2 separate regions of the Homo sapiens genome follow, and region 1 is linked to region 2. A link is an interaction called in ENCODE POLR2A ChIA-PET data of the cell type or tissue named here. Cell type or tissue: GM12878. All regions are shown on one strand. Each heading gives the region's core, and the rest is flanking DNA. Links, peaks and the distances in the headings are about the cores only.

What was found. ChIA-PET counts read pairs that join two places held together with the same protein. Peaks named below come from ENCODE experiments on the same cell type or tissue, not always from the same donor. Only the 100,000 strongest peaks of a DNase experiment are listed, where the experiment ranks them.
Region 1: POLR2A ChIA-PET joins it to region 2 with 7 read pairs; 2 of 35 experiments call an interaction of 5 or more read pairs at or near these places.

Annotation. Positions count from the first base shown.
Region 1 is chr2:65,604,405-65,608,799 of GRCh38, reverse strand. No RefSeq gene overlaps it. Among named protein-coding and RNA genes, the nearest start is that of LINC03050, 4.2 kb to the right of the region's middle. RefSeq lists an enhancer at 2,094-2,573. In GM12878, for the core only: no CTCF peak of the experiment used is centred there; DNase peaks (open chromatin) are centred at 2,009, 2,369, 3,059 and 3,179; H3K4me3 peaks cover 418 bases; H3K27ac peaks cover 3,179 bases.
Region 2 is chr2:65,514,619-65,519,013 of GRCh38, reverse strand. It overlaps LOC105374781 (a long non-coding RNA gene), which reads left to right and starts at 101. Exons shown (of 3, transcript XR_940192.3): 1 at 101-189. In GM12878, for the core only: no CTCF peak of the experiment used is centred there; a DNase peak (open chromatin) is centred at 2,043.

The DNA of each region.
Region 1 (4,395 bases), core at 220-4,219, 90 kb before region 2:
ACAATGCTGTGAGCCCCACGCGGAAGCAGGCCTAGGAAGAGAGGGTGCAAACTTGGATTTCAGCCTCCCATCTCCTCCCAGCTCCCAGACTTCCCCCAGCGTGCACCCCTCTCCTCTTCCTGCAAAAGCAAGCCCTTCTCCCCTCACTCAGCCAAGCCAAATACGCACAGAACCAATTCAGTTTCCAGAAGTTAAAGATCAGCTCCAAGCCGAGACTTGTTCTAAAATAATGGAAGGGGGATGGGAGGGTAGAGAGGAGATGTGGGAACAGAGAGAAAAATTAAGGCTATTGGCTTTCTGTCATTTGGCAGTGAACCTGCCAAAACAAAGTTTGCAGCTTTTAGAGGCTTTACAGTAGGATGGGAGGTGGGGGGTCAGAGGGAACCTTTATCCATTCTGATTTTAAGAATAACTCTTCATCCTGTTCACTCACGGTATACCCTGGAGGGGGATGTGTTTTGTTTTGTTTGTTTTGTTTTGTTTTGTTTTGTTTTGTTTTGTTTTAAAGCAAGAAACCCATAAATGCCACCTCTTTCCAAATTGCCCTCAGTCTCCTTAGAGATGGGACTCTTTTCAAGAGGGGCACCTCCCCGACGGCTGTGGATTAACAACAATAACAACTCGCGCTTGCGAGGAGCTTTTAACTTTTCAAAGTCCTCCTCCATCCATCATCCCGCTTTATCCCCGTGACAGCCTGGTGATGCAGGTGGGGCAGGGATTCCAGGGCCAGCCTTCAATGTAAGCAGAGCAGATTATGTACCCAGCAGACCCAGGGGCCCAGGAAGGGACCGACTGCCCCAGAGAACCTCTCCCAACAAACTGCACCTGAAAATCCTCTTAACAAAAAACTACCCTTCCACTTCACACGACAGATGAGGCTCAAGAAACAAATACCCTCTGGAAAGAGAACCCATCAACCAGTGTGTAATGTGGGGCAAAGCCGGCAGGAAGGCTTTTCAGACGGCAGTGTTTAGTAGGGAAGGGAAATGGTCCACCACCAGGGAAGACACGGGGAATGGAGGAAACCTGGCTTGGCTCGCAGAGTTGCCTGAGGTCACCCCCAGGAATTGCTAACCCTATTTTAAAGGTAGGAAGACACAAAGAGGTCAAGTCACCCCCGTGTTTACTCATTCCTTGATTCAAACACTTTTTTAGTAGCTGCTATTGTGCCAGCCTAGCCCTGGTGTGTAAGATGAAGACATAGAGCCTGCCTGCGAGAAGCCTGCAATGGAGTGCAAGAAGCAGTGTGAGCATCAGGATGGCATCAGATCCTCCTCTCCCCTCCACCCTCCTCATCCCCTTCCCTCTCCCCTCACTTTGGGCAACAGACCATTGCCTTCTAAGCAGGCCTGCCTACATAGTCCAGGATGAAAAATGCAATTGATTTCAGAATGTGTACTGTAGACACATAGCAGAGACTTTTTTGAGAGATAAATTTTGGAATTCTAAAATCTCAGTTTTTATATCAAAAGGCAACTTCTGGAAGCCTCAGAGCATAGTGTCATAATTGGTAGAACAGGGAAAAATTTTCAGCAGTGATGGTTTCCCTTACCATAGGAGGGAACCCACCCCACCAGCTCTTTTTTTTTTTTTTTTTTTTTGACAGAATTTCGCTCTTGTGGCCCAGGCTGGAGTGCAGTGGCGCCATCTCTGCTCACCACAACCTCTGTCTCCCAGATTCAAGTGATTCTCCTGCCTCAGCCTCCCGAGTAGCTGGGATTACAGGCATGCACCACCACACCCGACTAATTTTGTATTTTGAGTAGAGACAGAGTTTCTCCATGTTGGTCAGGCTGGTCTCAAACTCCCAACCTCAGGTGATCCACCCACCTCAGCCTCCCAAAAGTGCTGGGATCACAGGTGTGAGCCACCATGCCTGGCCCCACCTCACCAGCTCTTATCCCACCAGCTGTGAACCTTGGTGAGTCCTTAGTGATCTGATCACATAAGGACACTGAGCCCTAGGGGTGTAGGAGGATTGAAGCCCTGATGCAATGCTTATCATTTTAGTCACCTATCACTCAGTCACAGTTCTGGTGGTTTAGCTATTTCTCTCCTCAAATGCACGGAAAACTGTGATTTGGTTCTCTACAAATGACACTTTCTGTTTTTGTGTTTGTTTTTCAAAATACCTTGGCATAACTCATACAATGAGATTAGAATTTGTTGGTGAACTATTTTTCAGCTCAGTAACCTATTTTTTTAATTGTGGTAAAAATAAAACCACATAACATAAAGTGTACCATCTTAACCATTTTTAAGTGTACAGTTCAGTAGTACTAAATATATTCACATTGCTGTGAGATACATCTCCAGAACTTTCTCATCTTGCAGAACTGAAACTCTATAACTATAAATAACTCTCTTTTGCCCCTTCCCCCAGCTCTTGGCAACCACCCTTCTACTTCCTATTATCTACGATTTGACTAATTTAGATATCTCATGTGAGTAGAATTATACAATGTTTTTCCTTTTGTGTCTGGCTTGTTTCACAGAGCATAATGTCTTCAAGGTTCATCCACGCTGCACCAAGTGTCAGAATTCCTCTCCCTTTTAAGGCTGAATAATATTCCATTGTATGTAAATGCCACATTTTGTTTATCCATTCATCCACTGATGAATATGTAGGTTGCTTCTACCTCTTGGCTCTTGCAAATAACCCTGCTATGAACATGAGTGTGCAAATACCTTTTCAAGACCCTGCTTTTAATTCTTTTGGATATAGGCCCAGAAGTGAGATTCTGGATCATAAGGTAGTCCTAGTTTCAATTTTTTTGAGGAACAATGATACTGTTTCCCATAGCAGTGGCACCATTCTACATCCTCCAACAATTCCCAGGGTTCCAACTTCTCCACATCCCTTTCAACACTTACTGTCTGTTATTGTTGTTGTTTATAGTAGCCACTGTAATGGTTGGGTAATGCCTCAGTTGTGGTCTTGATTTGCATTTCTCTGGTAGTTAGTGATGTTGAGCATCTTTTCATATGCTTTTTGGCCATTTGTAACTCAGCAACCATTTTTAAAAGTGTTGATTTTTGAAGCTCTGAAATTGAGTTTTCCTGTTTTGGGGCAGGCCCCAACTGCCACTTTTCACAGAGGAGGTCCCAGTGAAAAAGAGGCAGTTTCTGTTTTTGACTTTAACATATGACTAAAGTAAGGTTTCTCAGCCTCATCACAATTGACATTTTGGTTGAGGAATGCCCCGTGCATTGTAGGGAGTTTACCAGCATCCCTGGCCTCTAGATGCCAGTAGCATTCCGGCTCCCCTGGTGACAGCCAAAAATATCTCCAGACATTACCAAATGTCTCCGGGGGAACAAAACTGCCCCTGGTTGAGAGCCACTGGATTAGAGTTTTCAAACTAGCATGTTTGAGTTGGCCAACGTGACAATTTTAAATTTTTGAGACAACATTAAAAATTTTGTAGATATCACCTAAAAATTCAGATTTCCAGCTTCTCTTGAGGAAGCAGAGGATACAGGCTATCTTGGGCCTGCATTGCCCCATGGCAATATTTGGCTGGGCTGAGTAGCTACTGCCCCACCCAAGTTTGAGGTGGTTCCCTCAATGTAGCCCATAAAATAAAACCATTGTGAATGCCAGATACATCTGCCTCTAGTTTATCCAGTGAAATAATTCTGATTTGTCTGAGTTTTCCTACTAGTATGCATGATAATGTAAAATCCCAGACCACTGGACCAAAACTACTAGAATTATTTGATATTCCAAAGTTTACTCTCTGTCTTTGTCTGTCTGTCCCTCTCTCTCTCTCTCTCTCTCTCTCTCTCTCTCTCACACACACACACACACACACACACAGAGAGAGAGAGAGAGAGAGAGAGACAGCAAGGTTCACAGAACACTGGACTAGAAGCTGGGAGAGCAAGGTTCTAATCCTGAGTCTGTGTCCTTGATTAATTCAATTTAACAAGTATTCATTGAATGCCTACTACATGAAAGATTTCAAGTTGAGGTCCAGAACTCATATGGACCCTGGCTTCCTTAACTAATGCTCGTATTGAACAGGTGAGTTTCAAGAGCTGATTGAGCTCTAACCACCTACAATCCATACATAAACATAATATAGTAAAACCCTGCTGCTCTGGAAAAATTGAGGCTGGGAATAGAGAAAGAGAGAGTTTGGACTAGTGGCCAGAAGAGACTATAAAATCCTTTTAAATAAATGCAGTTATATATTTTTCACACTCATGTAGTTATGCACACTGGGCTGTGACAGACACGGTTGGCATGACATACATGGGGGTATACCACCCTGATCCCCCAGCAGGGCAGGACCTTCTGCCCAGCTATGGGGAATGTAGCCTTCCAAATCTGCCTCAGCTGCAGAGAGCTGCCTCTCCCAGCAGCCCACATCTGATGAGTCATCTCCTAGG
Region 2 (4,395 bases), core at 249-4,248:
GCCAAACATAAGGTACTGATCAAGATATGGATATCATTGGTGCTCACAGCAGCTGCCTTAACTTCCTAATTGGAATGGAGCTGACTATGCCCTGATTGTGTTCTTGGCAAGAGGTGCTGCCCTTGGAGTCAGAGCTTCTACCAAATAGCACAAACTCAATATTTTCTGTCTATGCTGAACTTTGTGAAGGTAAATTATAGATATCTTACTGAGAACATAGCCTCTCTTAAGCTCTTCCCAAAATGTTTGACTTCTAATAGATGCTTAGTATCTATTAAGGAGTATAAGCCAAGCACATTAAGAACAGAGGGGTTTTAAGCAGAAAGAAAGGAGGTAAGGAAAGGATGGAGGGAAGAAGGAAAGAAGGGAAAGAAAGAACAAGTGAGCATTGGCCTAAACTGCTTAAAATTGTTGACTGTGTGAATTTTAGCCCCCAGACCTTCCTTGCCTCTGAAGTTGCAGATACTTGATCCTGGGCTCTGCTTCCGGCCCAGCTTTTTGGAAGGCTTTGGGGACTGGAGGTTTTTTTAAACAGAACCAAATATAAGGAAATAACTCTGTCTGTGAAAAGGCTAAATCACTCTGTGTAAATAAAACTGGGGAATTTCTGGAGTGAAAAATAATTGCCAGAGGCTAATTAACAGCCTAAAATTAGTCCAATTAGACCACAGAAGCAAGGCTCCTCTAGGTCTCTGGGTCTGCCATTTCAAGGAAGCTCCACTCCTTCACCTCCCTGTCACCTTCCAGATCCTTTCTTAAAGAAAACCAGTTCTGGGGTCCTGGAGTTGGAGCCCCTCAGGGCTGAGCTAAAAGGCAGGAAAAAAGAAGTGATGGTGCGAATAGACAGAGCACCAGGCAGTCCCTGGACCCTGAAGACCACCCTGACAACTACCATTCCCGTCATTTCCAGTTTGTCTTTTTTTTTTTTTTTTTTTTTTTTTTTTGAGATGGAGTCTCTCTCTGTTGCCCAGGCTGCAGTGCAGTGGTGAGATCTCAGCTCACTGCAACCTCCGCCTCCTGGGTTCATGCGATTCTCATGCCTCAGCCTCCCGAGTAGCTGGGATTACAGGCACCTGCCACCATGCCTGGCTAATTTTTGTAGTTTTAGTAGAGATGGGGTTTCACCATGTTGGCCAGGCTGATCTCAAACTCCCAACCTCAGGTGATTGTCCCGCCTCAGCCTCCCAAAGTGCTGGGAGTATAGGTGTGAGCCACCGCACCTGGCCAAGTTTGTCTTTTTATGACAAGACAAAAGTTTTGGGATTCAAATCCCAGCCCTGCCATGCTCTAGATCTATAGTCCTGGGAATATCACTTAGCATTTATGAACCCTAGGCCCCTCATCTGTGAAAAAAAAAACAAAAAACAAGCAAACAAACAAAACACAGTGTCTGCCTGTAGTGGCCATCCAATATTTTTCCTTACCCAGTATCCATCCCCCCACCCTTTTTTTTTTTTTTTTTTTTTTTTTTTTTTTTTTTTTGGTTTTTTGGGTTTTTTGAGGTTGTTTTTTTTTTTAAACGGAGTCTCACTCTGTCATCCAGGCTGGAGTGCAGTGGCATGATCTCAGCTCACTGCAACCTCCACCCCTCGGGTTCAAGCAATTCTCCTGCCTCAGCCTCCTGAGTAGCTAGGACTACAGATGCCTGCCACCACGCCTGGCTAATTTTTTTGTATTTTTAGTAGAGACAGGATTTCATCATATTGGTCAGGCTGGTCTCGAACTCCTGACCTCAGGTGATCTACCCGCCTTGGTCTCCCAAAGTGCTGGGATTACAGGTGTGTGCCACCGTGCCCGGCCATCCTTTTACTTATAATAGCACCCTGTTTATATTTGGTGCAACAGCTCCTCACCCACTCTTGGCCTACATGGCTCTGGTGATACAAAATCAACACCATCCCCTAACCCATAGTTAGACAGGTTGTCACATGACCACGATCTGGCCAATTGGTATCTTCTATCCTGGCCCCAGGGTGAAATGTTCAGTTATGAGTCAGACACCCCACTGGGATCACTGAGACTCAGTCCTGAGACTTATCGGCACAAGCTCCTCTCTGTCTTCTAAACTCGAAGCTGAAAATGATGTGGACCCAGTGTTGCTGCGGTCACCACACACAGAGAGGCTGCCTGAGAACGAGGCTGAGATGAGAGAGAAGAGTACCAAATACTGACGGCACACTGGGATAGCGCCAGGGACTGGTCCATGATAGAAGGGAGTAAGTTCCACTTTTTATGTAAGCCAATTTGAGGTGGGTTTTTTATCATCTGAAAACCTTTCATTATGATTTCAGTGGACTCTGAAATCATGACGCCTGAGTTTAAATTGTGGCCCCATGCTTATTAACAGTGGCACTTTGAGTAGATTACTTAATATCTCAATGACTCAGCTTCCTCATCTAATAAATGGATAATAATAGTGCCAACTTCATAAAGCTGTTGTGAGAATTAAATGAGTGAATATGCATAAAGCACTTACAATAATGCCTGGCACATAGAAAATGTAGAAAATGTGTATTGGTGTTAGCTATATATATATATATTTTTTTTTTTTGAGATTGAGTCTTGCTCTGTCATCCAGGCTGGAGTGCAATGGCGCCATCTCGGCTCACTGCAACCTCCACCGACCTCCCAGGTTCAAGCGCTTCTCCTGCCTCAGCCTCCGCAGTAGCTGGGATTACAGGCGCCCACCACCATGCCCAGCTAATTTCTGTATTATCAGTAGAGATGGTTTCACCAGGTTGACCAGGCCGGTCTCGAACTCCTGACCTCAGGTGATCTACCAGCCTCAGCCTCCCAAAGTGCTGGGATTACAGGCATGAGCCACCGCACCCGGCCCGAAGCAGGATTTTAAGCAAGGAGGTGACATCTGACTTTTGTTTCTAAAGATCACTCCAGTTTTTGTGTTGGAAGTAGACTGTGGAGCAAGGGTAGAAACGGGAAGACAAGTCAGGAAGCCCTTGCAGTATCCAGGAGAAAGATAATGCATATCTCAGCATGTTGGCTTTATTCTCTCACACCATCTTTCTCCTGATAAAGGAACTATGTCTGCTGGTGGCTTCTAGGCTCACATCCTCACAGCTTATGACCAGAGGGCAACGGGCTTCTTCTGTTTAATTCAAATTTTGAAAATAAGTAAAGTCCAGTGGAGGGTATGTACCCACTGTGCATTCCACTTGCCATACGCAGCTGGCACTCCTTGAATGCATTTTGGAAAACAAATAAGTAGCACATAAACATGAAGACTTCTACCAGGTTAATTGTGTGAGATGGATTGTAGTGCATCGTTTACAGCCTCTTGCTCATTCTACTTTATGACCAATGGCTATATGTGCAAACTTGACTAGATAAATGTCATAGGGGTGGCCAATGACCATGAGAGAAGCATACAGTCATACCCAGAGAATTGGGTTCCTACTTTTGAATATTTTATCAACATTTTTATCCAAAAGAATAAGGGCAGAATCATCAAGTAAGGCATGGAAGAGGACAGGGAGGACATAGAAAAAATAGGCAGTGTCAAAATCAGACTCTGAAAACCAGCAGCCCAATAACTGAACCTATAGACATGTACTGTTTGGCCAGCACAGTAGTGGCCCACTTGTTGATTTTAATTTTTTAAGTTATTGGCTGATATGTACAAATCAGGGTTTTTCATAGGAACTCAGATTTCTAATTTGTAGTTAAAATGTTGTAGTGTACTCCAGGTATCTGGCAATGCTGAGCCACCTTTTCCCAGTCCCTGATCAGCGGGATTCCCTGGAGAAGGAGCCTCTCACTCCCCACATACATTCTCCTTCTGAAATGTACAGTACCTCCTCAGTCCCCGTAAAAAAAAAAAAAAAAAAAAAAAAAAAAACTTGAACCTCTAATTTTTAAGTGTATTTTCTGAGACACCATACAAAATCCAGAATAGTGTTCTAGAACTAACATGGTAAAAGAAATCTCAAACCACGGGAATGCAAAACTTATGAGTAAGAACAGAGACATTTTCAATTAGGTGCATTTATATCATAGAACAAGTATGAAACAGGCTAATGTGTTAATTTTGGCATGTCTGTCATGAGTGAGACCTTTAGTCATGCCAAATCACAGAGATAAATTTAGAGTCATTCAAAGCCATTAGGATTATTGGCTCCTACATAAGAAGAGCAGGATTAATAAACTCGAGCCTCAGTGGAAACCAGTTCTTTGGCCCATGTCTGTCTTTCTAAGCCATAACTACAAAATGTCTAGGGTGGATACATTAGAAACAGGAACTGGAGTTGACTCAAATTATGAACCAAAAATTCAAAGAGATCACACTCATTTCTGAAACCGAGTGCTGAACTGAAATACAACATTATGTTTTTCTAAATTGTGGACTCATCCAAAAGGATTTCCATGAAAACCAGTAAA